4 separate regions of the Mus musculus genome follow, and all the other regions are linked to region 1. Evidence: chromatin loops called from intact Hi-C (ENCODE). Cell type or tissue: heart. All regions are shown on one strand. Each heading gives the region's core, and the rest is flanking DNA. Links, peaks and the distances in the headings are about the cores only. Region 1 holds the start of Gm35934 (a long non-coding RNA gene). Region 2 holds the start of Agpat5 (1-acylglycerol-3-phosphate O-acyltransferase 5 (lysophosphatidic acid acyltransferase, epsilon)). Region 3 has its middle 29 kb from the start of Agpat5. Region 4 overlaps Mcph1 (microcephaly, primary autosomal recessive 1).

Region 1 (8,424 bases), core at 2,379-6,378:
CTGTGACCCCTGTGGGACTGGTGAGGCCCCTCTGTTCACTGTCCACCAGGCTCTGTACGATTTGTTTTAGCTTAAGCTCCAATAGAATCTCAGGCAGGCCAAGTCCACCAGGAGCCTGTGCCAGCCAGACGTGGATGGAGACAGCCCAGAGGCCTTCAGACTTCTTCCCTCTGAAGACTGCCGAGCTCTGTGTATGCTTCTTGTCACTGACATTCTAAAAGCAGCTAGGTATCCATCTATCTGTCGAGACATCTGAAACCTCTTGCAGGAGAAGCCTAGCTGTTCTTGGAGCAACATGGGAGCGAGAGCCAAGTTAAGTTCTTTTTGAATTATTAATTCATTAGATACACCGTTACTGTTTTACTCTGAATAATTAAGAAAGATTGATGCTACCTAAACTCTGGCACAATCTTTTCTTCTCATGCCCATCCCTTTGGCTTACTCTTATCTATCTCTCAAAACCCATCTCAAGGGTCATTCCATTCCAAGGCTTTTTGTCCCTGCTCCCAGGCTACTTGGGGCTCCCTTTCTTTTCTTTTCTTTTCTTTTCTTTTCTTTTCTTTTCTTTTTTTCGGTTTTGGTTTTTTTTTTTTTTTGAGACAGGGTTTCTCTTTATAGCCCTGGCTGTCCTGGAACTCACTTTGTAGACCAGGCTGGCTTCGAACTCAGAAATCCGCCTGCCTCTGCCTCCCGAAGGCTGGGATTAAAGGCGTGTGCCACCACCGCCCCGCAGGGCTCCCTTTCTTAATCGGTGCTTCTTAGTCTAATGATGGAGTCTCACAGACCAACCTCTTGTATCCACCCTTGAATCCCATACTGAAGTTCTAGCTCCCTCTCCAGTGATATTTGAAGGTGTATTTGGGGACTAAATAGGGTGGGTGGGTCTAGGAGTCAGCAGTTCTCAACCTTCCTAATGACTGCAACAACCCTTTAAGACAGTTCCTCATGTCATGGTGACCTCCAGCCACAGAACTATTTCATTGCTATCCCGTGACTATAATTTTGCTGCCGCTGTGAGTTGTAAGGTAAATATCTGACATGTAGCCACCAAAGGGGTTGCTCAAAGGTTGAGAACCGCTGGTCCAGGACTGTGCTGGCTAGTTTTATGTCAACCAAACACAAACTATAGTTATCAGACAGAAGGGAGCCTTAACTGAGAAAATGTTTCCAACACAAGCCTATAGGGTATTTACTTAATTAGTGATTGATTCAGAAGGGCCCCGCCTATTGTGGGTGGGGCCACCCCTGGTTCTGCTTGCTACAATAAAGCAGGCCGAATGAGCCAGGACGAGCAAGGCAGTAAAGCACCATCCTCCATGGCTTCTGCATCAGCTCCTGCCTCCGGGGTCCTGCCCTGTGTGAGTTCCTCCTGTTCTGACCTCCTTCAAGGATAAACTGTGATGTGGAGGTGTAAGGTGAATAAGCCCCTTTCCTTCCCCAATTTGCTTGTATTTATGGTGTTTTATCATAGTAAGAGTAACCTGAACGAAGACAGAAATTGGTGCCAGGCTAGTTGGGTATTGCTGTGACAGACCTGACTATGTTTGGGGGGGGGGGGATTATGAAAGGCCTTTGGAACTTTAGAAAAGCCATTGAGTGTTGAGAGCTCAGTGAGCTGTTCTGTGGGAGCTTGGAAGATTAAGAATGTTGTAGGCAGGGGCTGGTGAGATGGCTCAGTGGGTAAGAGCACCCAACTGCTCTTCCAAAGGTCCTGAGTTCAAATCCCAGCAACCACATGGTGGCTCGAAACCATCCGTAACGAGATCTGACTCCCTCTTCTGGAGTGTCTGAAGACAGCTACAGTGTACTTACATATAATCAATAAATAAATCTTAAAAAAAAAAAAAAAAGAATGTTGTAGGCAGCGCAGACAATGGAGGCCTGGCTTGTAAAGTTTCATAGGGAAGCAAAGACTCTACTGGGCTATTTGTGTAAAGAGTCTGTGGTTCTGGTTAGCTGGAGCTGAAGAATTAGCTGTGATTAACAAGAGACTAGGGCTGGTGAGATGGCTCAGTGGGTAAGAGCACCCGACTGCTCTTCCAAAGGTCCAGAGTTCAAATCCCAGCAACCACATGGTGGCTCACAACCATCTGTAACGAGATCTGACTCCCTCTTTTGGACTGTCTGAAGACAGCTACAGTGTACTTACATATAATCAATAAATAAATCTTAAAAAAAAAAAAAGAGACTAGAGTCACTGAAGTAAAACCTGTGCTTGTCTGGGGCAATGGATGCTCGTCAGCTGGAGCTGAGAAATTAACAGTGACTTAGTTCTTCTGACTAAGAAGAGACTGGTATCAGAGAGGCAAAATCTGGGAAGTGTTTCTTGAGAGTCAGTATGCTGAAGCTATGTTCCAGAGGTAGCCAAGGTTGTACCTCATCTTGGTGGCCCAATTTGGTCATGGAAGAGTTACCCGGGTGGTAGCAATTTTGAAATCATGAAGGAGTCACGGAGAGCACTGTGAGAGACCAGGAAAGGTCATTGGTGAGAGTGCAGCCCAGTTGCGGCAGAAGACCCTAGCATTTTGGAGATGACAGTACCACAGGATGACCACCAAGAACTACAGCCGCGGTGGAGTAGAGCCACAGAGGCTGAGAAGACAAGCTGTGTGTGCTGCAGAGGGTGGAGCTGGAGAAGTGACCGAGCCCTTTGAGGGGCCCCAGAAAATTGTGAGTGAATCCCAGACATTAGACATTAAGTTACTTACACAGTTGGGGAGTGGTTTTGCCTTGGTCTGATTGTGAGTGTGCCCTGGTTCTTCCTTCTCGAAGTAAGAAAGTATTTATCTTTGATTTATCTTTTAAAAGAGACTTTGGACTTCTAAACAGAGTGAGTTTTAAAGTTTCTGTATTTGTTTTTTTGTTTGTTTGCTTTTTGTTTGTTGGTTTGTTTGTTTTTAATACACTGTCACTCTCTTCAGTCACACCAGAAGAGGGTGTCAGATCCCATTACAGATGGTTGTGAGCCACCACGTGGTTGCTAGGAATTGAACTCAGGACCTCTGGAAGAGCAGTCATCAGTGCCCTTAACCACTGCGCCAACTCTCCAGCCCCAAGTTTCTGTATTTGTAAAAAGACAGACTTTTTAAGTTTATGAATGTTTTATATTGTGATATTTATATTGATGTGATCTGTGGTCTTGGGTGAAAAAGAAAGGAAAGGTGGTGACTTAACAGTGACGTTTGTGTCAACTAGACAAGGGATCAGTTGTGCTGGATTATTTAGACACAAGCTATGGTTATCACTTAACTAAGACAAGGAATAAGGGGTTACAGGGCTGTGTGTGCCCTGCAGGCCGTCATCCATAGAGTTACTTAGCCTTGTTTTTGGTCCCAGCCTCCAGAACTGTAAGGTGGAGCTGTCTCTAGTAGACTTGCCCACCTGGTTACTTTGTGACCACAGCTGAGCTGACAAAAGAGCTTCCTGGAGGGAGGGGCTTTCAGCCTTGCCCTCAACACCTGCTGAGACTGGCTTGTGGTGGAATTTCCTTGGACAGTTAACAGGGCAGGCAGGGTGACCCAGGAAAGATTCCCAAAACATTGGGGTCTAGTCTTTCTGTGTCCTGTCACCTAACCTGCCCTTCCCACCAAAAGTCCTAGAGTCCCCAAGAGAGCCTAGAACCTGGAGGTGCCTTGCCTCTCAAGTGGGTGGGAAGGAAGAGATGCTGTAGGTTTTGAAGGTTCCCTCTATCTGTCACATTAGGTCAGATCTCGACTCAGTCACATTCCAATGTGGCTGTCCATCCCTCATCCAAAGGCAACAGAAACCTAAAGGATTTCCCCTACAGTCTTTAGGGCTTCATTCTCTACGGCATCCATAAATCTGCCATTAAGTAAATTGATTATGCTTTTCTCTTGCCAATCTGTAATCTGTCTGTTGTGGTAGGAGTGTTAGTCGGGCCCTTTGTGCTGGAGGAGAAGGCTCCCACCTGCCTCGCCCTCCCCCCACCCCCACCCCTCCCCACCCCTCCGCACCCCTCCCCACCCCTCCCCACCCCTCCCCACCCCTCCGCACCCCTCCCCACCTTGTCTTCTTGTCTTTGTTATTTACACTTGAGTTGGTAAGGTATTTCACCTCAGGGGGAGGGAGCAAGGGAAAGCTGCAGATAAGACCTCTCTCAGTAACTTGCCCAGAAAGTCAGTTTCCCCAAGGCAGTGAATGAAGCCACCTCCCCAAGCCCCACGGCCACCCTGGGGCTGCCACCAGAGGACAGCTAGTATTGAAAGTTTTACAGTCAGCCTGGTAAACACAATGAGTGAGCTACCTTTGGCCATCTCTGGGGAAAGGCCCCTTTGTGGATGTAGAAGCTGTAAACAGCTCCGACTTCCTGTGCGGGAGAGCAGCCAATCACAGAGAACGAGAAATCGGGGCGATCAGGGTCAGAGAGGTGGGCTGCACCAGGAGCTCCTATGGAACGTGCACCATGGAAGAGGGGCTACCCTACTGCAAGGGCTTCCACTGAGGGGGTTCCTTTTGCGACGACTCCAAGACTGGCTTTAGGGTTCAGGACATTTTTCTCCCCCATCCTGTTCATTGTATAGTTCTGTTCTACATTTGGGCTTCGCTTCTAGTTTCCTAGTTGAAGTGGAACACCGACCGGGGATTTGGCACCACCTAGTGGTCATGGAAAAAAGCTGACAGTTGAGTTTTTGAATAGTTCTGAATCCAAGTTCGGAAACAGTGGCTTACACACAAAGATGAAAATACTACACAGCAGAGAGAAGAGCAGACCCTGGGAGCCTCGCCACCACAGTCAATGAGCCCTCCCTTCTGGCGGGCACCTTTGTGGGGAGGGCGCTGCTGCTCCTATCGAGCCAATTCTTCCCTTTTTCTCTCTCTCTCTTTTATGTTTTTTTTTTTTTTTTTTTTTTTTTTGGGACTTTGGGTTTTCTGAGTCAGGGTTTGTTATGTAGCCCAGGTCAAGGTTCACCTTGACCTTGAAATCCTCCTTTCTGTGCTTCGTAAGTGCTGAGATTGAAGGCATGTTCCACGATGACCAAGTTTAGCCCATCTTTCTAAAAAGAAAGCTAGGAGTAGTATTTGCTCGGATCCCTCAGGATAGTTTAGGTCATCGAGTGCTCGTGTGTGTATAAGTGCTACACACACACACACACACACACACACACACACACACACACACACACACGCATATACATTGGAACACACTTAACTTATAATCAGCTCTGCTCCTGATGGTAGAAACTTCCCAGGTCAGCCCACACATCCCTGGTAGCCAAGGAGGGATGGGGTCAGCCTGCTTGTCTCTGATCACCTGATCTATGAGTCTCCCAGCTTCACCTGCTAAGACTGAGGCAGCATTTGAGGACCATAACCTTGCTTCTCGTTACTTATTAAGGTGCTTCTGGCTGTGGGAATGAGGTCCACTGAGGAGGGGGAAATGTCCTAAGCCCAGAATCTTGTGCACCCACAAATCTCACACACCAGTATCTTCTAATTGAGATGCAAAGGCTGCCTTTTGGAGAGCCCAGGATCACTTCTCCAGAGGACACATGGTGCAGGGGTTAACTGGTTATTTTGTAGGGGGAAAATGCCTATATGATCTGTTTGGACACCAGACAAAAGAGAGTCACAAGAGACACAGCTGGGTGGACAGTTTCTAAGAACTGCAGGAGAAGGGTATTCGCAGAGCCCAGCATTTGAGTCCTGATGCATGGGGGTGGGGGCGGGGGGCATACAGAAGCCACAGACATGCAAGACACATCTCACAGAAATCCATGTTCCGGCTGAGCATCTGTTTGGTTCCACAGAATGAAAAACATTCCATGCAGCAAGGTTTTAAGAAGGGCCTGGAGAAGAAGTCTGTTATGGCACACTGCAGAAGGGGATGACAGTCCCCTGTCAACAGGAAGTCCATGTAGCGTGTCCAGGAAGCAGAGTGTAATTCTCGGGGCTTCTGTGCAAATGTGTTCTCTCTCGATATTCATGTACGAAGACAACGTAAGTCACTCAAAGAAGTTCGAGGAACTAAATGCAAGTCTTAACCAGGGTCTTTTACTGCATAGGATACAGTCCTCTGTAGGCTCAGTTCAGGGACTCTTTCTCTGGAGATATAAATGTGCATCTCCTCCTCAGAGGTTGTCCATGACAAACCAATGTGCTGTTCCAACTTGGGGAACCAATGTGTTTATTGGGCATACTTACAGAGATGGATGAGGGGTTACTGGGAGGAGCTCCACACCACAGGAAAGACTTGCCCCAATATACATGGTGACTCCCATAGTTGAATAGATGGAGTCTACCTGCTTCCAGTAAGCTTCCACAGGTTATAAACACTAGTGCCACCAGGGATGGAAAGGCTACAGACAATTAGGACAGAACTGCACAAGAATAGCCTGGAGTGCCCGAAGAAGTGGATGTTCCTTAGGCCTTCCTTTTACGATATATAGAATGTCAACAGTCTACAAGCCCCATCTTGGTGGGCGGAGTCTCCTGGCAAGCATCATATCAGCTCTGTAGATGATGGCTATCATGCTCTATAAGACAAACAGCATGAACCATTTCTTTTTCTTTTCATCAAAAATAAGCCTCTTGAAATATAATGAGAAAATGAGTGAAGGGAAGTTTACAACTCGAGGAACGTTTGACTGCAAGATCTCTCCTGGGACGGGGTGGCTGCACGGACTCTGGGGATGTGTGCTAGAGAATGCCCTTCCCGGAACTGAATGGGATGACTGAGGCACATTTTCCATCTGTGATGCCCACGACGCTGTGAGAGCAGTTCCCACTGGCCTCTAACCAGCCTGAAGCCCATGTTTCTGTGACCGTTTTCTTCCGAATGGAAAAACCCCAGCAAGTGGAGGAATCCCCACCAGGGGACCCTGTGTACCTCATGACTGTCAGATGCATTTCCTAGTCTGTGTCCCTAAGGAGTTTATCCTCGTGAAAATATGAGAATCAATATCATACAACTAGAATTTTCCATAGCCATGGCAGTGTGCGTTGGAAGCCTTGTTCATGTGGCTCCTGCCCACTGATGTTATCTGCCCTGCTGTTTAGAGAAGAACAGACATTTGCCGTTGTACGAGCAGCGTGACAAAGCTTTAAGAACCTGGTTCTGCATGCTGAGTACAAACTGTGATCTTAAGCCAGGCATCGTGCATATCTGTAACAGCAGCTCTTCGTGGAGTCCAGAGCCTGACTGAGCAACACAAGACCCTGTCTTTAAAACAGTTATGGAGGCCTAGGGAAATAGCTCAGCAAGCAAGCAGAATTCAGACCCCCAGAATTCACAAGAAGGCTGTGTGGGCATAGCAGCTCACCTGTAATACCAGCATCTGGGAAGCAGAGAGACAGGGAATTTCCACAGCGAGTATTGGAAATGACTTCTGTGTTCAGTAGAAGATGGAATCTCTATGTTCTACTAGTCATTGAAGAAACCAGCTTTAAGAGACCAAGTTTACCGTCTTGCCTGGGAAGGGAAGAGAGGTTTGAAAATAAGAGAGCTAGGTCAGAGCCATGCTTTTGGGGGCGTGGCTGACTTTGATGTCTCTCTAGCTGGCATTCCTCTGGCTTCTGCTTTCCAGGCATCTGCGGACATGGGATGCTGGCCATGGACACGGAATGCTCGCCGTGGAGCTGGGTTTCTGAGAACTGTGACTGCAGCTGGTGATCTGAGGTCACAGAAGAGGTCACCAGGCCCTCTTGGTTACCTTCCTAGTGGCTGTGATTCAGTGTTTAGCAGAAGCTACGGGCCCAGTTTCATTATGTTGCTGTAATAAAACAGCCCGATCAAAAGCAGTTTAGGAGAGGATACGGCTTAGCCTCCCTTACAGGTCACAGCCCTTCCCTGAGGGCAGTTAGCAAAGGAACTCAAACCAGAACAGGAAGCAGAAACCATAGTAGAACCCTGCTTGCGGGCTGGATCAACCTCGTCCTTTTACAACTCAGGATTACCTGTCCAGGAGATGGTACTGCTGGAAGCCTGCTGGGTCCTCCTTTATCAATTAACAAAATGACTGCCCCCTCCTAGGACATGTTCCAATGCCCATCTGATCTGGGCAATCGCTCAGCTGAGCATCTTTTCTCAGATAACCCTAGACTGTGTCAAGTTGACAGTTCGCCTAGGACATCAGCTTGAAGGAAGGCTTTGTTGTGGTCCACAGTTTGAGTAGTAGTCTATCAAGGTGGGGAATGCATGGTGCTAGGATTGTACAGCAGCTGGTCATGTGATATCTGTAGTCAGGACTCACAGAGGAATAAATTCAGGTGGTTCTTCTTTGTATTCAACTCAGGATCCCAGCTCATGAAAGAGGGCCACCCTGTTGAGGAGCAATCCCCTTTGGCCAGAGAAACAACACAGCAGTTAAGAGCATGTTGTTCTTGCAGAGGACCCAGGTTCAATTTCTAGCACCCACATGGCAGCCCACCCCTCTGACTCTATTTTCAGTAGGGTAACTACATACA
Region 2 (8,424 bases), core at 2,106-6,105, 52 kb before region 1:
AACTATTCACTGAGTTAGGCAATTGAATGTTGAAACATTTCATTATACAACATTGGAAAGCCCCAAAGGTTGTGATGACAAGTGTTGGTGATAAGGGATGCTAAGAAGTGAGAAGGGGGACCAAAAAGGCCACTGGCAGTTACCTGTGTCCCAGATCCATTGGGGACATAGTGCATAAAGCTGTGTGTGAGCTTCCTCTAGTCCATGTGGCATGCTCTATCTACATCCTTTTTCATACTGACAGCAGGTGCCTTCCAGGTCTGGAGACCCATTTGGGACCTAGACGTGAAAGTGAGGTAATGACAACAGCATGGTTGGTGGTCACTAAACCCCTTCACAAAGGGTCCATGGTTGATAACATATTTGACAAAGACAGCAGGAGCTCCCCTTGGCCAGGAAAAAGCTCGAGACCTCCTGTGATAACTAGACAATTCTTGGGAAGACATCCTGAAGACAGACGGACCATGAAGCACCTCATATGACAAGTACTTAGGCCTCACAAACCCTTCCCTCAACCTGCCACTGGAAACTGTAACATTCCCTTGTATTTCATTTGCTAAAAGCCTGGGGTTTTCTTGACCCCCCTAATCCAGAAATCATCTTCGGTTTGCCTACATTTTTTCTCTCCAACTCTAATTGTTCTTGAGTTTCCTCCTTGGGTACATTTTGAAATACTCTGCTCCTCAATGATAACAGGAAGGTGTTATTCTCACATTAACAAATACAGTTACCCGGTTAGTAATGGGGAAGCAGACACAGCTCCTCACTTGAAAAACTGAGTTAGATAAACTCCCTGGTAGGTGGGCGGGGAAAGGGCCAAAGACTAGGGATTAAAGGTGGAGAATATTGGAAGATGGATGGCTTCTTCCAGGTCCTCCAGACTTGAGACAATAGCTTGGCAGATTAAAACAAAGGTCTTGTTGACTTTTGTCTCCCCACCAGCGGGCCCCCTGCTGATGGACTGGTTCAACCAGTTCAAAGCTTGATGAAGACTTGTCAGACAACAGTCTGAGCCAATCTCCTGTCCTATATTTCTTCAAACTGACCAACCCTAATTAATTAATTAATTAGGGGAGGAAGACTCTTCAGAGGCTTAGAACATTCAGCCTTTGAAAAGACACTGGATGTTTTTGGCCGAGTCTCTGCTCTGCAGTGTATTTCTTTCTTTTTCTTTCTGTACATCTGCTGTCTCCCATGTGTTTCCTCAATCCCTAATAAACACCTTTCTTCAACTGCTGATTCTGTCTGTGAGGTGTTTGAGATTTCTCTGGTGCCTTAAGGGGGAAAAAAAACTGATCAAGATCTCTAGATTTTATCATCTTCAAGCCTCACCTTGGTTTTTGTTCCTGAAGACTATCACACTGTCATCCTCGGCAGCCAGAGGAGTTCCCCTGGATTTTAGGGACTTCAGCTCGGGCTAAACCAGGATTAGTGGATTTGATGTTGAAAAGAATTTATAGTGAAACATAGCTGGGAATTTTATTACAGGTATTTTAATGTAAGCTTAAGCATAAAGGGTTTTTGTTTTTTTTTTTTTTTTTTTGGTTAAAAAAAACACACAGGCTCACATTGTTAGTATTATCCAGATAAGCTATAGTGGTTCTCAGATTGTGCATCTAAGAGTCACCAGAACACCTTCCTATTTGTCTAGTTTTACAGCTATCTGTGTGTATGGGTGCATGCCATGGACACCTGTAGAGGTCACAGGACAATCTCCAATTCACTTTCTCCTTCCACCACATGGGCTCTGTAATCACTAAGGTTTGTCAATCCTGAGTACAGATGTTCAGAACCATCTTACTGTCTCCTCTCTTCTGATAAAACATGAGGTGGCCCCAGAGACGTTTTAGACAGGGTTATAATCTGATAAGGGAAAAGCCACATGTCCTTTCCTTACAAATGTAATTTCTACAGACATTCCTAGAAAATTGAAACTTTATGGTTGGGAAAGGAGAGGGGGCCCTCAGGTACCTTGTTTTTCTGTTGACAAAAGTTGACTCTTAACATTGTCAAGTAAATGCTCCCACAAATGGATCATCTGACTATTTGCAGAATGTCATAGGCCAACAGAGAGAGAACCCCTGAATTTCCAGAGACCTTCAGGTTGGCTCAGTCCCTTCTTTTTTGATGTGTACCTCAATTCCTGTCTTCCTGAACTCTTGTTTGCCAATCTGAATCTACAGTCTATCTGTCAAACAATTCCTTTGTCTGGACTGGTCTGCTGAACTGACAGTGAATTGTCTTGACAGTTCCTTTGCCTGCCCTTTTACCTCTGCATCTTCATTAAACTGGACAGTTTGTCATATCTGTGACCCACCAACAGCTGCTTTTCCCCTAAAGCTGGGTTTGTGGTTCATGTTATCGTGACAGACACTCTTATAGCCCTGTCAGTTCTCCAGCACTGGCTTCCCAAGGCTTTTAAAACTCCTTTCTTCTTTCTAACTCTTTGTAGTCACTGTAACCTATATATGCATATGTAAACAGAGATATACTTACAGAGTGATGTATGTGTGATCTGAGAGTTAATATTAGTAATTAAGACTGCAATAAAAGAACCTGTGTTTCCCTTAGCAAGGGCTACAGAGTAAAGTGGGCCTCTCTGGTGCCAGCGAAGCCACTGTACTTAGTGAAATTTATTGTCATTCAATACATTCTGATATCGTGTAAACTCCTAAGCACGTCCATCTGACATAGTGTGCTAATGACAGGAGTCACCTGTATGCCTTATGAAGCGCATCTCAGAGGTGATGGGAAAGAAACATGGGGCAAAAGATGAAGGGAAATCCAAGGCAAGGAAGCAGAGACACAGGCGTCAGTGGTGTGGAAAGGGAGAAAACTAGGGGCAGAATAAGTGACCTTAGGGTCACTTAGAGAAACCAACACACACACACACACCCACATATTTAAAACGTACTTTATACAGATCTGAGCGTGCGCACTGACCTGTTTCCTTCTATACCTTCTTGTATAGAATTATCTGGTCTCCACTAGTTAGGGCAGTGAAAGGACCTGGGCCCCTGGATAAGTTTTTGCTGTTACTTAACTATTCTAGTTTTCTGGAGGGAAGAGAACTTATGGATCCTACATGTATAGGGAAATACTTTCCTACACATTGAAAAGAAGAAATGTAGGATATTAGGAAAACGCACAGTAGAAACAAGTTAAAGAGCAAGAGGTTATTAAAGGGCAAAAGTTAAGGCTTTGAAAGATTTAATACAAGGAGGTGACAGTCCCGTGAAAGGTGAACCAAGGGTACAGGAGACGGACCCAGCCTCATTCTGCAACAGCCAAGAGGAGGGAAGGTGTGCTTCCTATGCACGTGGGGGCACGGGTGGCCCTCCGGCACGCGAAGACGCTGCAGTTGTCCATAACCTGCGGCATCGAGCTCCTCCTGTGCTCCACGACTTAGTCGGCTCACGCGTGTCTTGCAGGAAGCATCCTCGTGTCTCCACGCAGCTCTCGCACGCCAGCACAGGCCAAAACCCACCACCTCACTTCTTCCCGGGCTCATCCCCAGCCAGCATTCGCAGTCGAGCATGCGTCGTGACGAGGCCAAGGGACCGAGCCAATCAGAACACGTATTACGCCCATAAGTCGGCCAATCAGGAGGCGCCTTATTACCCGGGAGCCTTGCTTCACCCCGCCTCCCCGCTGACAAGCACGGGTCGCGCGGAGCAAAGCGAGCACCCCGAGGCGAGTGCGCCCGGCAAGCCGAGGCGTGCCCTTTCCAAGGCGGCGAGCAGAGGCCGTCACTGTCCCCGCCGGGTCCCGGGCCCCCGCGGCCCATGCTGGGGGCGGAGCCAGGGCGGAGGGCGGCGGCGCGGCCGGCCCCGCGCAGTGATTGGCGGGCGGCCGGCGGTGGCTGAGGTCCTGGTGGCCGCGCGGGCAACGCAGGCGGAGTCGCGGCTGGCGAGCCGAGAGGATGCTGCTGTCCCTGGTGCTCCACACGTACTCTATGCGCTACCTGCTCCCCAGCGTCCTGTTGCTGGGCTCGGCGCCCACCTACCTGCTGGCCTGGACGCTGTGGCGGGTGCTCTCCGCGCTGATGCCCGCCCGCCTGTACCAGCGCGTGGACGACCGGCTTTACTGCGTCTACCAGAACATGGTGCTCTTCTTCTTCGAGAACTACACCGGGGTCCAGGTGAGGCGCGGCCGCGCAGGGCTGCGTGCGAGCCCTCCCCGCGGCCGGGGCGGCGCTTGCAACCCGGGCGAACACTCGCAGCCCGGCGAGCACGTGCCGCAGCTCACGGCCTCCCGCCGCGGGGGGAAGTTTCTGGTTCTCACTTCGGGGTTCCTTCTGGAACGTCCTGCTGAGGCTGAGTGTGTTCCCGGGTCCGCCCCACCCCCGCCCCGGGCCGGCTGTTACTGCCCATCTCAGTGCCTGCCAAAGTAGGGCACTGAGTCCGAGGTGGTGATGCTGGGACTGGCTTCATTTGCACTTCCGAGGTCTTTTAGATTAGCAAGACCTCTAGGCGCTGACCAAAGTGACAGCTGTGAAGGACGACTCCTGCCTTGGGTTCCTCCCGGGTGAAAGCGAGGGCCTAGGGAGGAAATGAATACATTGGTTACAATAGGAGCCTCACTGTCGATACAGTTCTCTTCAGCTTGGACTGGGCTTCAATGTGGGCTGATCTCTTGTCAGATTGCTTTCTTCCTGCTACTGTTTCTTTCTTTCTTTCCACCCCTCCCTCCCCCCCCCCCGCCCCGTGGAGATTGAACTCTGAAAACAATAAAGAGTAGAAAGCTCTCCTAATGTGAATTCGTTATATGACATCCCATAAAAACCTACAGTTGTACTTCCTTTTTGGTTTTCAGTTTCAAAGAAGAGCTCTGTTTGGGTTCTCCCAGATGTATCTATGACTTTCCCCCCCATTTCTCAGTTCTTTTCATTCTGTGTTAGGGGGGTACTTTGGCGACTGGATCCCTTACTGAGTTTTGCGCCAGTTGGAGATTATGTCTGAGGTAGGGAATTAAGACCTCTCTGAATCACTATCTTTTTAAATGTTTTCCTAGGGAATAGGAAAATCACTGTTGCACATCAAGGTTTCTGAAAAATTGACTTTTAGAATAGGATTTCATTCAGAATTTTTAGGAACCCCCACACTGATGGTTTCAAACCTCCCTCTTACTTTACTAAGTTTGTCAAGTGAATGTATGGTCTAATCGTGGATAAGTATTTAATTTCACTAGCAGAAGGGACAAGACAGCGGGGAGCACAACTTAAAGTTGCTGACCTTGCACATGACAAGTACCCCTCAGACGCTCAGGGACCTCTACTCAAGTGCCACCTATATTCTTGCTGCAGAGACGTTAGGATGAGTCAGAATGAAGCAAAGTTAGTGAGTTTATTGATTGGGAGAGAGGACACGCACTTGAGGGGAGTCAAGTGCAAACCTTATTACCCCCCACCCAGGCTACAGCAGCTGTTTTCTAAGTGATTTTAGGGCTTTTAAGTTAACGCCTTAAAACTAAGATTAAGGAGAAGAGAAGGAAAAAAATGAGTTCTTCTATTCTTTCCAATAATGAGCTCTAAAAAAAAAAGAAGCAAACCAGGATCTCACACTGTAGTCTTGGTGGGCAGGAACTCTATGTAGACCTCACAGGCCTCAAGTTCACAGAGATCTGCCTGCCTCTGTCTCCAGAGTGTTAGGACTAAAGGCATGTACCGCCATGTCTGGATTAAACTCTTTTAGTTATATGAAATTTAAAACGGATTCATGGCGGTACTGAACAGTTTACATATGAGGGAGAAATGTGGTTAGGCAGTAATATGGATCAAAATAAAATCAAAGTAATTAGCTGATCACTGGTCACAAGAGTTTGAGATGTGAGCTTGTCTTCTGCCTTAGGTCACCAGCTATAGGGATAATCTTTTGTTTGTTTTTTGTGGTTTTTGTTTGTTTGTTTTTTTGTTTTTTTGAGACAGGGTTTCTCTGTGTAGTCCTGGCTGTCCTGGAACTCACTCTGTAGGCCAGGCTGGCCTCGAACTCAGAACTCCACCTGCCTCTGCCTCCCAAGTGCTGGGATGAAAGGCGTGCGCCACCACTTGCCTATAATCTTACTTGTAATGGTTTTAGAATATGTGCACAGTGGAGAGCAGTGTTCAAGCAGCTGTATCCAACCAATTCCACTTAAAGAGGGAGAGGGTGAGGGTGAGGGCCTCCTTTGCTATTCAAAAGCAGATTGTGTGGACATTGCATTGGATTCTTTTGTTGTTGCTGCTGTTGTTTTGTTTTGTTTTTGAGACAGAATTTCTCTATATAGCCCTGGCTGTCCTGGAACTCAGTTTGTAGACCAGGCTGGCCTCGAACTCAGAAATCCGCCTGCCTCTGCCTCCCAAGGGCTGGGATTAAAGGCGTTGCATTGGATTCTATGCAAATGTAGGTTCTTTTCTGTTTTCGTTTTTGCTAAAATTCTGAGTAATTCATGTATCCTTTCAAGTTAAAAAAAATCTTTGTGTGTGTGTATGTGTGAATGAATGTACTGCATGCACATAAATATTCATATCCGTGATTGTGGGGCAAATGTACCATGGCATGGACATGGAGGTCATAGGAGAACCTTGGGTATTGGTATTTACCTTCTACTTTGAGTCAGGTCTCTTGCTTACCACTGTGTGTGTGCCAGCTTAGCTGGCTTCTAAATTTCTGGATTCTGTCCTGTATCTGCTTCCCATCTCACTGTAGGAGCACTCCATAAAAGAGAGATGAGTGTCTGGCCTTGTATGGGTTCTGAGGCTCTGAATTTGGGCTCCTCAGGCTTGTGTGACAAGTGTTTTAGCTACATCTGCTAACTGCCCACACCAATATTAGAGCCTTTCGGGTCTCCTATTAGTACTGAAAGTGAGCAGTGTGTTCCCCTATCTGTAGGGGAAGTAATGCAGCCTTTGTAAGTTTTGCTCATTTTGCTAACTTGAAATCCATTAGAATGTGACCAGAGGGACTAGGGACTGAAGAGACGTCAGTGGTTAAGAGGACAGTCTGCTCTTACACTGGCCTGGATTTGGTTTCCAGATCCCACAATGGCTGTTTCTCAACTACCTGTAACTCTGGCTCCAGGACAGAGGTCTGACACCTCTGACCCCCATGGATACTAGCCCTCACAGGCATATATGCCTTACCTCCAGTATATATACTTCAAACATATTTTTAATCTTAAAAAAAGAAAAAAAAAGGAAAAGAAAAGTCTCTTTAACATTGTGAAAAGCCCATTTCTTAAGGCTAACACAGCAGATTATTTCAGGCTTAGTGGTTTAGAATCAAAGATTCTAGATGAATATTCACAGAGACTGTAGTAGTTGTAATAAAAATGAAATATCTTTTTTTCTTGTTTGTTTATATATATATTTTTAGACAGGGTCTCACTCAGTAGCTCAGGTTGTCTTAAATTCACTTGAACTTACAGTAAGCCTCCTACTTCAGCATCCCAGGTCCTAGCATTACAAAACTTAGCCACCACACTGCCTTTAACATTTTGATATTTAGAGAGAGAGAGTGTGTGTGTGTGTGTGTGTGTTGTGTGAGTATTGCATGTACATGAGTGTTCAGGTGAGCATGGCCCTGTGTGCACACAGGGAGTCCAGAGCAGGATGTGGGTTGCCTTCTTCTATTGTTCTATGCTTATTGCCTTGCCTTGGAGTCTCTCAACTCAACCAAAAGCGCATCATTTTCAGTGAGGCTAGCCAGCCAGCACACTCTTGGGATTTGCCCATCTATCTCTAAGTTCTGAAATTACTGGCATGTGCAGACATGCTCAACATCTCTTAGACATGGGCACCTGTGGTTCAAAATCAGGTACTGATGAAGAGCAATTTTTTTTTCCTATTGAATCATCACTATAGCCCTTTTAGAATTTTTTTTTAAGTTATTAAAAGTTAATGTGAATGGGCCAGTCTAATGGCTCAGTGGTCAAGGGCACCTGTCACTAAGTCTGATGACCTGAGTTTGATCCCCGAACCCACATAGTAGAAGGAGAGAACTAGTCTCGAGAGTTGTCTTCTAACCTCTACAAGCACAAGCTCAAGTCAACCCCATACACAAACAGATATATAGGTAGGTGGGTAGGTGGGTAGGTGGGTAGGTAGGTAGGTAGGTGGGTGGGTGATAGATTGATGTGGAGTTAGAGAGACGGCTTAAGCATGAAGACCTGAGTTCAGTTCCCTAGCAACCACATTAAAAGCCGAGCATGGCTGTGTGTGCCTGTGGCCCCACCACTGTGGTGGATGGAGACAGGGGGATCACTGTAGCTTGTGCGCTGCCTGTCTAGCTCCAGTTTTAGTAGAGACCCTTTGTTAGGGGAGTAAGGCAAAGAGTGATAGAGCAGGCCAGGAGAAGTCCTCCTCCTCTAGCCTCCAGGGAGTGTGCATGGCCATACACATGTGTGCATACGCTACTCACACCCACCCCCCAAAATTAATTCATGTTT
Region 3 (8,424 bases), core at 2,558-6,557, 81 kb before region 1:
AGATTCTAATTCCAAAGTCCATGTTCTTTCCAGACATGCTTCTGAAAGGCTTTCCATTGGCCAGTTCCTGCTGCTCCACAGTGTCCTGCCTCCTGCCCAAATGCCCCATCCTCAATGAAACCAATGTGTAGACTGTGTTGCAGCCACCCACCCTTCCCCATCACCCCAGGGATATCTCTGTGACAGTACCCATGTGCAGGAGGGGACATGCCTTGGCACCAAAACTACACCCTCATAAATCCAAAGTATTCCAGCCCCAAGCGGTCCCTGCATCTAGAATGCAATTTCCTTTTCAAAATACCTCCTGAAGAAGCTTGCCAGCAGGCAACAGTTAAACCTCAGTAACTAATAGAGACTGGGGAGAGAGAGAGAGCCAAGCAGATTTAGCCCAATTCAATACATTTACATTTTACCATGTGAGTCTCCAAATGAAATGCTAACTCCGAGGTTGCATAGAATTAGCAAGTAACAAATGCTTATTCTGCCTAACAAGATAAGCTGCCCCTTGGGGACAAACATAATAAATGAATTGAACACTATGGCTGCATACTTTAAATGAAATAGACAAAAATTTTTCCAAGCCAGGAATAGAGGCAAATAAATGTTAATAGAGGGTAGACTTCAGAAAAGTTAAAGTTGTGTCAAGGACTCCACATCCCATCTAAATTGGATTGTGCTAATACAATCAGAGGTGCAGGAACAGAGAGGGGGTGCAGTGGTTCACAGTGGGAGCTCCTCAGCCTGCAAGGAGCATGCCCCTGTGTTTATTACATTCCCACTTAAAGCTTTGGCTCAGCAACACAGCCAGCGACAGGACCAGCGGAGTTCTCAGGATTCCACTGTTAATGTGGTCAACCAGAAACACTTTAGTAAATACAATGTACCAAGAAGAGGATCCTCCGAGATGAACAGCCGTCAGCTTCATCGGAACAGCTGTAACCCCGTTCTCATGAATCCCCCAAGTTTGGGCTTGCCCATTGTCCAAGAAAGGAGTAGAGAGTTTTTGGACCCTCTGCACTTCCCAGACATTTGCATGAAATTGTGTCCCAATCACACATGGCCTCATTCTCTCTGGGTGCTGGCATGTATGTACAGGCTGTGGGAGGGTAACTAAAAGATGAAGTCCATCTCTGCACCCCATGGCTATCCATCGTTATCCATGCTGGGACTTCCTGGTACCACAGCTGCTTTGGGACCACCCACGATCCTGTAAGTAATCCCTCACTCACGCTCTGTAAATAAGCCCAATACACTCTTTAGTCCCTCAAGTTGTACTCTAGGGGGAACAGCACTTTGGTGTGTTGTTTGTGCTCTATGAGAAGGGGGTAGACCTTTGCCTATCTCCACAGTGGATCTTCTCAGCTTCCTGCCCCAGCCACCTGCTGCCCGACTACCCTGCAATCACGACTCCTAATCTTCTGGAATTATAAGCCAAAGTAAATTCCCCCTTAGGTTGTTTTAGTCTTGGTGCTTTATCGCAGCAGCAGTAAAGTTAACTGCAAATGCAAGGGGCAATGGGACTGACTCGCTGTCGGGCCTGGATTAGAGGGAAAGCCGATGGAGAGGATTAGTTTTACCTTCCTAAATAGGAAGAAGAGACTAGGAGGCTGGGGAGACAGATCATCGTGGATTTAGCTAGACATGGTGGTACTTGCCCATAACAGCAGCACTTAGATGTGGAGGCAGGATGATTATAAATTCAGAGAAAACATGGGCTGCATGGAGAGTTCAAGGACATCCTGGGCTACACAGTGAGACCTTGTCTTTAAATATATATATAATCTGGACATGCCACATCTTTTCTTGCACGCGCCTCCTGCATATGCAAGGCCCTGGCTTTGCTTGGTAGCACTGGGAGGGAGCGAAAGGGAAAGGAGGAAATCATGAGTTAGAATTTGCACTGGACACATCTTCTGATCCTGCCGGAGTCCTAAACAGATCTCCAGTGGGGATGGGGCAGAATGTTGTGAAAGGAACTTCATGCCAGGTAAATGACAAGCGTTGTGGCAAAAGTGTGCGACCTTCAAGGAAATTCGAAAAGTGCAAGATCCACATGCCTCGCCTAGAAACCTGAAGGTATTACTGGGCTCTACCTGATGAAAGCCTCAGTTTCCCCAGGACGTCAAAGCTCACTGGGCTTCTGCCTCAAGGTCATTCACAGGAATCCACGAAACCGTTTTCCTTCCTGGGAAATGACTCCTCCCGCCCCAGGCGTGGCAGCACCGCACTTGTCTTCCTTAGCAGAGAACTTCATGTTTCTATGAAGAATAATATGCCATGGGAGTTGTGACCTGAGCATCACGGACACTGTGATTCTATCGTTCTGTCTTTGTGTGCAGTCAAGAGTTAGTTCTTGTGGGTCTCCAAATACTCAGCTCCATTCCAGCTCCTTCTGTGGAATGGAAACCAGCTCCTTCTGGCTTCCTGGAAACCACGTGGCTTCAACAAGACAAGGCAAGACTGCTGGGAACATACCAGGGTGGCCACAGGAAACAAGTGCTTTATAAAGGAAGGGCAATGGCGTCAGAGGTGACATAAGATAGCATGTAACTGAGGTCACTAGGAGACAAACAGGACTGATGCTACTGGTGCTCTCAGGGAGACAGTAAAGAAGCTACCCCAGCTTCAAAGGGTGTGACGGTGACAGGTTCAGGAAGAGGCTGGCATGTTCTTATGTGATGCCACCCAGGCAGAAGAAAAGGGAGTTGTAGCTGAAAGATGCATTTGTATACTCAGGGTCTGACCTTACTGTCTAACCCGGGCAGAAAGAAGCTGACTAGATTGTGAAAGCCCTATTTGATTGGCACAAGTAATGGTCATAAGTGGACACTTGTAAGGACCCAGCTGTTACCAGCAACGTGATATCTGGCTCTGTTCTCATGGCTGCACTGACCCATTCTTATTCATCTCAAGATTTTTCTGTTCCATCCACGTCTACATTGCCATTGACGTTTGCGTTTTCCTTTGTTTAGAACATCATTCATTCTTAGCATGTTAATATCTCAAGGAAGCCACTGATCCTGGCTGGAAAGACATCCCCCACCTCATTTCATTACTGTCCTTACCCGGGAATGTCAGGTACTCTAGCAGTGACCTTTGACCTGGTCTTTGTTCCCCTCGCAGCAACATATTAAGAAACAAGCACACAAATTCCTCAGGTCCAGTGATTATAGAGTTTGTACAAATCCTATGCTGTGCATTTAGGGTCTCAGCTGAGCTTGCTGTTATGGCCTGGGGGGATGTTAGAAACGTGTTAAGACTCGGAGGAAGGTTTGAGAGGACTGGAGAGAGAACTCTATTGGTAAAGGATTTGCCATGCAAGTGTGCAGACCCAGAGTCTCAATCTCCATACAAAGTCAGGTACAGTAACACATATCTAAAACCCCAGAACAAGAGAGATGAAGACGAGCCACCCAGGCTGGCTGAGTCTGTGAGGGCCAGGCTCTATGAGACTCTGTTGCAAAGATAGGATATGAAGAAGCACCCAAACTCAACCTGTCCTACACACCATATACACATGTGCACACAGCCACACACCACATATGTACCACACATACAAAACAAACAAACACAGCACACACACACATGTGCATGCAGGTGTACACCACACACACACACACACATATTAACATAGATATACACAACATACACAATGCACAGAGTACACATACAACAAGCATGCATACACATGCATACGTATCACACACAGAGTCATGTTTGGAGGGCTTTTTTTCCCAGCCTTCCTTCTATCCAGATGAGGGACCAGTGTCGGAAACTCACTGCTGGTATCTGGTTTCATAAACCCAGTCTCATTCCCTCGTGTTAGAAGTCGCACACATCACAGACCGACTCCAATTCAAAGGCAGCCTGCAAACTTAAGACACTCAAGTAATAATCCCGTAATCAGAGAAAGTTGCTCTTTTGATTGAACAAACCTATGTTTTTAGCTCAAGATGTATGTGTTGCCTCTTCCAGAGTCGCTCCAGCCAGTCTCTGGTTATCACAGCCACAGAGAGACAGCTGATCAGTCTTCAGTGTGGGGTAAAAGCAGCGGCATTTTCAAGATTTCTGGTTTCACCCTTTTAACCCAAAGACTAGCTATAAATAGACGCGAAGTCTGGGGTTTCCATGGCTGAGTGCTGCTATAAATAGCTTTAGACATTTTCCCACTTCATGCTTTCTAAAAGAACATTCTCTACTTCCCTTCTTGGATAACCTTTGGGAATAGAGCAAGACCACATTCAGAAGTTTATTACGGGACCCTGACAGAATGGCTAATGAGCCTTCCAGCAACCGTGAGTGTCCCGCAGATATTAGAAACAAACCTGAGAATAAAAGGATTTCATAAGTGTATGCAGTTAAACTCTTACATGTAAACATATTTCTGAAAGAGACATTTTCAAAGGAAGCAGGCTGTTAATATTTTGCCCACTTTCTCATGTCCCTGGGAATGTTCTTCTAAAACACAAAATTAAGCCTAAATTAACCATTCATCAGTTCTGAAGTGAAACAAATGTACTCTTCTTTCCTTCTCTTGTCAGGCCACTGTGGGGGTGTGAAGAAATGCATTGCCTTCATCTCCCTCACAACACCTCCTAGAGAAAGAGGTGCTGGCCCAGCTACCGGGAGTTCAAAAAGTCTGTCTTCTGCATTGAGAATGCGCATGGGACCTTCTTGTAAGGACCTCGGGTAAGATCCTACACTGAAGTGCTCTCTGCTGGTGCTGCTGGCTTGTGGAAGCCGGAGCAGAGTCCCACAGAAAGGCCTCTGAGCATGTCCAATGCCTGCCTGCTAGCAACCTCTGCTGGTGGTTATTTTCAACAGAGAAGGAAGGGAACCAGCAGCTAAGTAAGCAGAGGAAAGGGAAGGTTCATACGGCCCCAAATCAGGTTCTGGGTTTGCTGTGTTTTGTTTAAAGGTGGACAAAAGAAGATCAGTAAGAGACGCTCAAGATACTGGTGATTTTTGAAGCAGAGTATTTGAGCACTTTTAGCGCTACAGAAAATATTGAGCAAAATATTGGACAAAATTGAAAAAACATTGAACAACAACAACAGAAAGAAAAAAAAAAACAAATAATGTTCCTAGCACTGTCAGTTTCCTCTGTTCTTAATGTAGCAAGATTGTGGGTTGTATTGGTTACAGTTCTAATATGTTGATTAAAATTAGCCCACAGTTTAAATTAAGGGTCACTGCTTGTGTTGGGCACTCCACAGGTTTGGGCAAGTAGAAAATGACACAAGCCACATCTTAAATGTTTTACAAATGAATAGATTTCTCTCTGCCCCAATCTCCCGACTCTCCACCTACTCATCTTCCTCCCCCCGAAACCCCTGTCAACTATTCATAAATGGTGGCCTCTGTGGTTCTTGTCTTTCCCAAGAAACTACCAGACTCTCCTCCACGAGGGCTATTTCGGAATATATTCCAATCAGCAACAAGGGAGTGTTTCTATTGCTGCCCAACAGCATCTGGGGGGCATCAGTGTTCTGTGCATGGCTCTTCTCATGGATGTGCAGTTCATGCCAAGGCTGGGGGGCATCAGTGTTCTGTGCATGGCTCTTCTCATGGATGTGCAGTTCATGCCAAGGCTGGGGGGCATCAGTGTTCTGTGCTTGGCTGTTCTCATACATGTGCAGGGGATGCCAGAGCTGGGGGCATCTGTGTGCTCTTTTCATAAGTGTTCAGTGAATGCCATGGCTGCATTTAATTTATAGTTCCTGGTACACATTGATAAGTGCCTTCTGGATGCTTATTCACCTCTGTGTATTTTCTATGATGAAATATATTAGGATATTTTCTCCATTTTTAAGTTGCCTATTTTTTTTTGTATTAAGTTCTGTCTGTATATTTACCTGAAGTGTTTTGCAAAACAAACATCCATTGCACAACTCATTTTTTCTTCTCTTCATCATTGAACAGCATTTGTCATGGAACCTCAGAGACATTTAAACTAAGAATTCAGCATAATGGATTCTTACTTTTTTTTTTTTTAAGTTAAAAAAGTGTGTGTGTGTGTGTGTGTGTGTGTGTGTGTGTGTGTGTGTGTGTGTGGTGCATGTGCATGTGCATGTGCCCGTGCACATGCACTCTGCTTGTAATGGTGCCTGCAGGGGTCAGAAGAAGGCACCGAATCATCTGGGTGAAGCTGTACTTATAGGCAATTGAGCCCCCTGCCTGGGTGCTGGAAACCAAGCTCTGGTCCTCTGAGGGAGGAGCAAGTATTCTTCATCATGGTGCCATCTCTCCAGGCCCACTTCTGATTTTTAAGAAGACCATAATACAAGGAGGAAGGTCATATAGTTGTAAACCAGATACAAGTATTTCACCCACTCAAGGGCATTCAACTAAATGAAGCAAGCCACTTACAAACAGACAAATACATGTAGTTAGTCATCTCCAGGGGCCAGACCACAGTAACACAAGGTGGAAGACAGCAGTCAGGGCTGCTTGGTGAGTACGGTTTCAGGTTTGCGGAATGCAGCTATCTGGAGAAAGCACTCATAGCTCTATGAATTTTCTTGGTACTGCTGGCACAGACATTTCCAATGAGCTAAGGAGGAGAGCTTCAAGTTATTGAAGTGGACGAAGTGCTTGGGAAGCCAGGCAAACGAGTGAAGAGATTGCTGTCTGGTGTGCTGATCCTCTAAACAAGCCTGTAGTTTCACACATTCGTTCTATTCTTTGGAAGCTTTTTTCGCCTGAGCATGGAAGTTATTCGATAGAATGCCAGGAGCATGCGCGAAGCCCTGGGTTCACTCCTCAGCATCATCTTCAAAATAGAACACATCAGCACTTGGGAAAATTGAGGCACCAGAGCTAAAAATGCAATGTCAGCCTCAGTCTCTGGTATGGTACAAAGTGAGTTCAAGGCCGGGCTACATCAAAATGTGTTTTACGTAATTTTTTGAAGGAACGCAAAAGTTGAGACACGGTGAATGACATGCAGGAGTCTAAAATAGGGACAGAGGCACAAATGCAATTCAACAGTGTACTTTGAAGACGTAGAAACCTTCCCACAAGCAAGCCTTGGGACAGAGCAAAGGGTCAGTGGGACAAGCCAATATCCAAAGGAACACAGTTGCTGAGGAAGAGGAAAACTTTAAGATAATAAGCCAGGCTTGGTGGTTCACACCTTTGATGCCAGCACTCAGGAGGAAAAGGCAAGTGGAGCTCTGTGAGTTCAAAGCTAACCTGGTCTACATAGTGAATTCCAGGGAAGCTAGGGTTACACAGAAATACTGTGTCTCAAGCAACGACAGAAAACATTAAACAACTCACAGAACCCATAGAGGCCTTACTGAAAGGAAGGTCGTCCACAAAACCCAGCCCCATAGCAGAACTGGTACAGGACATACCCAGATACCCAATTCTTAACACAAAGGAGATTTGTTACCCTAGAGGGACAAGTGGGGCAGGAACAGGGGCAAAGGGGCAGCAGCAAGAGCAAGGAAGCAAGAAAAGCTGAACAGCAAGAGAGAGCATCTTTGTAGGAGTGGGCTTTTAAGGAGAAAGGGGGTGTCCGTTCTGGGGTGAGTTGGTAATTCTGTTTGGACATGGTAGACAATGAGTTTTGATTGTTGGATCTTGGTGCTTCATCTCAGGAGCAAGTCAGTGGCCAACTAAGGCAACAGATGTTGGGGGCTAGCTTTAGAAATGTAACATTTTTAGCAAGGGGCAGGGAAGCGGGTAAAGAGGCCACATCTGTGTCCAGTGTTTGCCATACTGAGGCCTGCTAGAGCCTCTTCACTTACTGTGGGAGTCAGCTCACGCACAGCAGGCCACTGAAGTCAGTTATCCAGACAGAAGCCATAAGCTTATGAGGGAGCAATAAATGGACATTAAGAGGCTAGTGATAGTGCAAGATAAATTTGGTTCTAGTTATGGATATCCCTAGTTACAGGAAAGTCTCCTTGTAGGATCGGATGAAGGTAAGGCTAAGTAGGAAGACGTCTTGGTGGGAAGAGGGAGAGTCTCCAGATCTTGTAACATTATTAATCCTCTTAATCTGGTTAATAAGAGTATTATCCCAGTGTTAAAATTCTCAAGACCTCATTGTGACCTAAAGAAGTAAAGATGGGAAAGAAAGGAAACAGGCATTTTAACCAAACAAGAACCAAAATCAAACTATTTTCTGCAAAGCTGATGGAAATAGCTGGTGAAATAGCTTCATGCAAAAAGACACTGGCTACCCAGGGTGATGACCACAGGTCATCCACAGGTTGATCCACAGGTAGAAATATAGAATTGGCCTGCAGGAGTTGTCCTCTGATTCCACATGAGCTTCATGGGATATGTGGTATAATAATAAATAATAAAAGAAAGTAACAAATAATAAAATAATAAAAGAAAAAATAAATACAAGTGGCAGAGAAACATTGTCAAATGCTCAGCATCTCTAGCCACCAGAGAAATGCAAGTTTA
Region 4 (4,000 bases), core at 1-4,000, 280 kb before region 1:
GTTAAGGGCACATGTTGTTCTTATAGAGGACCCAGGTTCAATTCCCAGCACCCGTATGGGAGCTGAAAACCATCCATAGCTCCAGTTTCAGGGGGTCATGGCCTCTTCTTACCTCTGTGGGTACTCTACACACATGGTGAACCTATATGCTCATACACATAAAAATAAATATGTGTAATAAAAATAAAATTTCAAAACTTATTTTTTAAAAATAAGACATATCTTTATGTAAAACATGTTAAATTGCTCTAGTATTATTTAAAGGTGTATACATGTTATTTAGAAGTAAAATCTATATGTAGACATAACAGAAATGCATAAAGGTGTTTTCATGTTTTGATATGATAGGTTTAGTAAGTGGTGTAAAAGATAAAGAAAATTGTGTGTCTCTGAGATGGCTCAGACTGTTAAGATACTTGACACCAAGCCTGATGGCCTGAATGTCATGACCAGAAGCCATTTGGTGGTGGAAAGCACAGATGCCTGCAAGTTGTCCTCAGATTTGCACACATGTAACATGAAATGAGCATACCCACAGAGCCACACACACACACACACACACACACACACACACACACACACACACACACAGAAATAGTAATAAAAATGAAACAAGGGTGAGGTTTCTCCTTTAACTGCTTAGGGTTACTCATCTTTTTTTAATTGGCAGTGGTCATGTGTGTGGCATCTAGGGTCACCAGATTTCCATTGTGTGGGGACTCAAGGCTTGAGACTATAAGTCTCTGATAAAAAGGCCCTTCTTTTAGAGAACAGAAAAATTTATATCTGAGAAAATAAACAATGAAGACAGAATAATTAGCCTGGCTCTCATCTCTCTGGTTTTCTGAAGAAAGTTAAAGTTTTAAAAAACTAGCACAAAAGCACTAAAATGTATCTTTTAGCTGTTGTCAGCCTGTTAAAGGAAGCTTTAAGACTGCTGCAGAGATAGGACCTAGGCCTGTGGAGGAGCATTCCTCAGGTGTCAGGACCTGTGAGGAGCAGTCCTCGGGGTCAGGTGGCTGGCAAGCAGGTGATGGCGACAGAGGAAGCCTGCAGTGGACATTCATCTCTTCAAAGTAGTTGGTGACCTAAGTAGTGATCAGCAGCAAGTATACTGCTTTAAGATTCTGCCTGTCTACCCTTCTTAAAGTCTCCCTGTGCTCTTAGTTTATGCACACTCTGGTTCATGCTGATCGTCCTCTTAGAAGAGGGGGCTGGATTGTAGGTGGTTTAGGCTTACAAAAGGTAAAAAAGCAATTTGGTGTCTAGTGTGGCATGAGGAGAATTGGTGCTGGCAATCTTTGGGTTATTATGTTATTTCCCCAAGTGCCTTCCCTTCCTTTGTATAGTTACATGGTCTTTTTTAGCACCTAGTTCAGTTACAGTCTCCTCCAAAAGGATTCTGAGAGCACAGTCTGTGTCCTGCAACAGTTCAGTCTCTTGAGCCAACCAGCCTGGGGAGACTGGTGGGCAACCAGTCTGCTTTGTTCTGACCCTCACTGGGTACAACGCGGTGTTCAGTACCTAAAACACAGGTCCCAATTCAGATACACTTGCGTTTTCTCTGTTCAGAGATCCCCTCAAATTCTCCTTCCTGTGTTCTTCCATGTATCTCAGAATATACCTGTTGGGATCACGTGCTAGCCCGCAGAATTTTCAGATATGTCTGTCCTTACCTGTTCAACCCACTCTGTCTAATGTGATAGATACATCTGTGTTGGAGAAGAATACGCTTGCTGCTTATATGACTCACTGACTGCTTTAGAGGGTGAAGGGCAACAGTTTGGTGGAGGTGAAGGAGTAACAGGGCTGGCCCAGCTGAGGACATGGGAAATGACAGGGGTCCAAGTGCCGCCTCCCTGGGCTCTGAAGTGGCTAGAGCTGGGTCTGTTGTCAGGGCTGCCTTGAAACATTTTTCCCTTAGCCACTAGATGGGGCACTAATGTTATGCATTTCTGAACTGTAGAAGTCTCTCTCATAGGAAGCAATTTCTGTTACTCATAGAGTGCTGGATAAATGTGAGGCTTTCTGCTATTAGTGCCGTTTGTTTTATCGCTGTTAATTATGTGTCTGTGTGGGTATGTGCACATGAGTTACCCAAGGAGGCCAGAACCATCATATCTCCTTGGAGTTGGATTTAAAGCTGGTCGTGACCTGCCTGACATACATTCCAGGAATTGAACTCAGTCCTCTGGAAAAACATTTAACTACTGAGCCTTCTCTTTAGCCTTGGGTTGTTTGTTTGTTTTTTGTTGCTTTTTGTTTTGTTTTGGGGTCTTTTTGCCTTGATTTTGAGACAAGGTCTCATATTATAGCCCGAGGCAACTTGCAACTCGCTATACAGATCATATTGGCCTGGAGCTCAAAGAGATCTACCTGCCTCTGCTTCCAACATGCTGAGATTAGAAATGTGTATAACCATGCCTAGCTCAGTATAAGTTTTTTTTTCTTAAAGATTTACTTATTTATTTTATGTATATGAGTTCTGTATCTGTCTTCAGACACATCAGAAGAGGGCATCTGATCCCATTACAGATGGTTGTGAGCCACCATGTGGGTGCTGAGAATTGAACTCAGAACCTCTGGAAGAGCAATCAGTGCTCTTAACCACTGAGCCATCTCTACAGCCCTCAGTGTGAGGTTTTATGGGTACTTCTTACCTGTTCGCCTGTGTGAACATGCAAGTTCCTTGCCTAAATATATGTTGCTGGCATCGTGTTTCCTTTCATGTGGGGACTAACACAATCCTGGATCTGAGCCTTTGTGTCCTGTCACTGATCAGTGAATTGTTAAGATGCTTGTTTTAAAGTGGGACAAAATGCGTCTTCTCTAACTAGTATGAACCAAGGCTTTCCCCAAACTCTTACCTACAAAAGATGATTGGTAATTTAATGAACTTGGGCTGATGGTCTGTGAGTTAAACAACTTTTGTAACCCAGAAGGAAGGTGGTAGTGCTTACACACCAGAACTGGTGCGGGCAGTCCATACTATCTGACCTTGTGCTTATGGTGGCTGGGATATTCTTAACGTGGTAATCGGGATCCTCAGATTCAGTCGTTCTCTGTTCAGATGAGTCCCAACCATCTCCTTTTGCTCTTCAGTAGAACAAGTTGGTACGAACTACTCTGTTAAACTCGTAACTGTGCTAGAAAAGAGGCACATACGATACACTTAACTCCTGCTCCTTTCTCACCGTTCTCACTGGGCTTTCTTGTTTTCTTTCTCCCTTTCTCTCCTATCATCTCCCACCTTCTCTCCTCTCACCATCTAACTGTATCTCAGGCTGGCCTTCAGCAGTCTTTGTGCCTCTGCCTCCCCAGTGTTGGGGTCGTCAGCGCGAGTCAGTGCATCCAGCTCTCCTGGTAGGACCATTCTGAAGCTGTGGGCTTCTGTAGGCTTAAATGTGGGCCTTTCTTAAAAGCAGCTTTGTAAAAGTGTGGCTTAAATCAAGTGTGGTGGCTCATGTCTGTAACACTAGGATCTGGGAGGCTGAGACAGGAGGATCACAGAGTTTAAGGCCAGCTTAGGCCTTCTGGCTTGTTCCAAACAACCTGGGGTACGATGCCAGACACTGTCTTTAAATGTCCCCTTTGAGTTTATAGATTGGTTTGTTATCTCATAATCACCAAAGTCAAAAGACTGGGGTTTTATATGCCAGAGTAACACCGCCCGCCCCTTTGAAGTCAGCACCTTTCTCCCCATCCTTCAGCCTGGAGCAGCCTGTGATCTGGATTCTGTAGGCAGTTCATTCCTTGATGTAGGATTTCAGGCAGATGGACTCTTCTCGCATGGACTGTTTGGCTTCCTCCACTTGAATGATAGTTTAGAGATTTCTTCATGTTTCATGCAGTAATAGTTTCCTTTGTCTAGCCAAGTAGTATCCATTGCATGTGCATACCACAGTGCATTTGCCAGTGGTGGAAATGTGAACGGTTTCCCATTTTTGGTTACTATGAATGAAGTTGTTATGGAGATTTGTGTTTGTGCCTTTCTGTGTTT

The links. A loop is a pair of places that touch in the nucleus more often than their neighbours do. Peaks named below come from ENCODE experiments on the same cell type or tissue, not always from the same donor. Only the 100,000 strongest peaks of a DNase experiment are listed, where the experiment ranks them.
Region 2: it touches region 1 in a loop (2.2-fold over the local background); 8 of 42 quality-filtered maps call a loop at or near these places.
Region 3: a loop joins it to region 1, with 1.8 times the contacts of the local background. A loop is called at or near these places in 2 of 42 quality-filtered maps.
Region 4: it touches region 1 in a loop (13-fold over the local background); 20 of 42 quality-filtered maps call a loop at or near these places.

Annotation. Positions count from the first base shown.
Region 1 is chr8:18,894,739-18,903,162 of GRCm38, forward strand. It overlaps Gm35934 (a long non-coding RNA gene), which reads right to left and starts at 7,553. Exons shown (of 2, transcript XR_870172.3): 1 at 7,281-7,553. In heart, for the core only: a CTCF peak has its summit at 4,617 (motif pointing left); a DNase peak (open chromatin) is centred at 4,423; H3K4me3 peaks cover 1,032 bases; H3K27ac peaks cover 1,023 bases; H3K27me3 peaks cover 584 bases.
Region 2 is chr8:18,842,638-18,851,061 of GRCm38, forward strand. Agpat5 (1-acylglycerol-3-phosphate O-acyltransferase 5 (lysophosphatidic acid acyltransferase, epsilon)) reads left to right here and starts at 3,642. Exons shown (of 8, transcript NM_026792.3): 1 at 3,642-4,141. The coding sequence starts at 3,923. In heart, for the core only: a CTCF peak has its summit at 3,889; a DNase peak (open chromatin) is centred at 3,664; H3K4me3 peaks cover 2,874 bases; H3K27ac peaks cover 1,821 bases.
Region 3 is chr8:18,813,188-18,821,611 of GRCm38, forward strand. No RefSeq gene overlaps it. Among named protein-coding and RNA genes, the nearest start is that of Agpat5, 29 kb to the right of the region's middle. In heart, for the core only: a CTCF peak has its summit at 4,807 (motif pointing left); no DNase peak of the experiment used is centred there; H3K4me3 peaks cover 374 bases; H3K27ac peaks cover 1,150 bases.
Region 4 is chr8:18,614,359-18,618,358 of GRCm38, forward strand. All of the region lies in intron 3 of Mcph1 (microcephaly, primary autosomal recessive 1), which reads left to right. Among named protein-coding and RNA genes, the nearest start is that of Gm25763, 2.2 kb to the left of the region's middle. In heart, for the core only: a CTCF peak has its summit at 1,916 (motif pointing right); no DNase peak of the experiment used is centred there.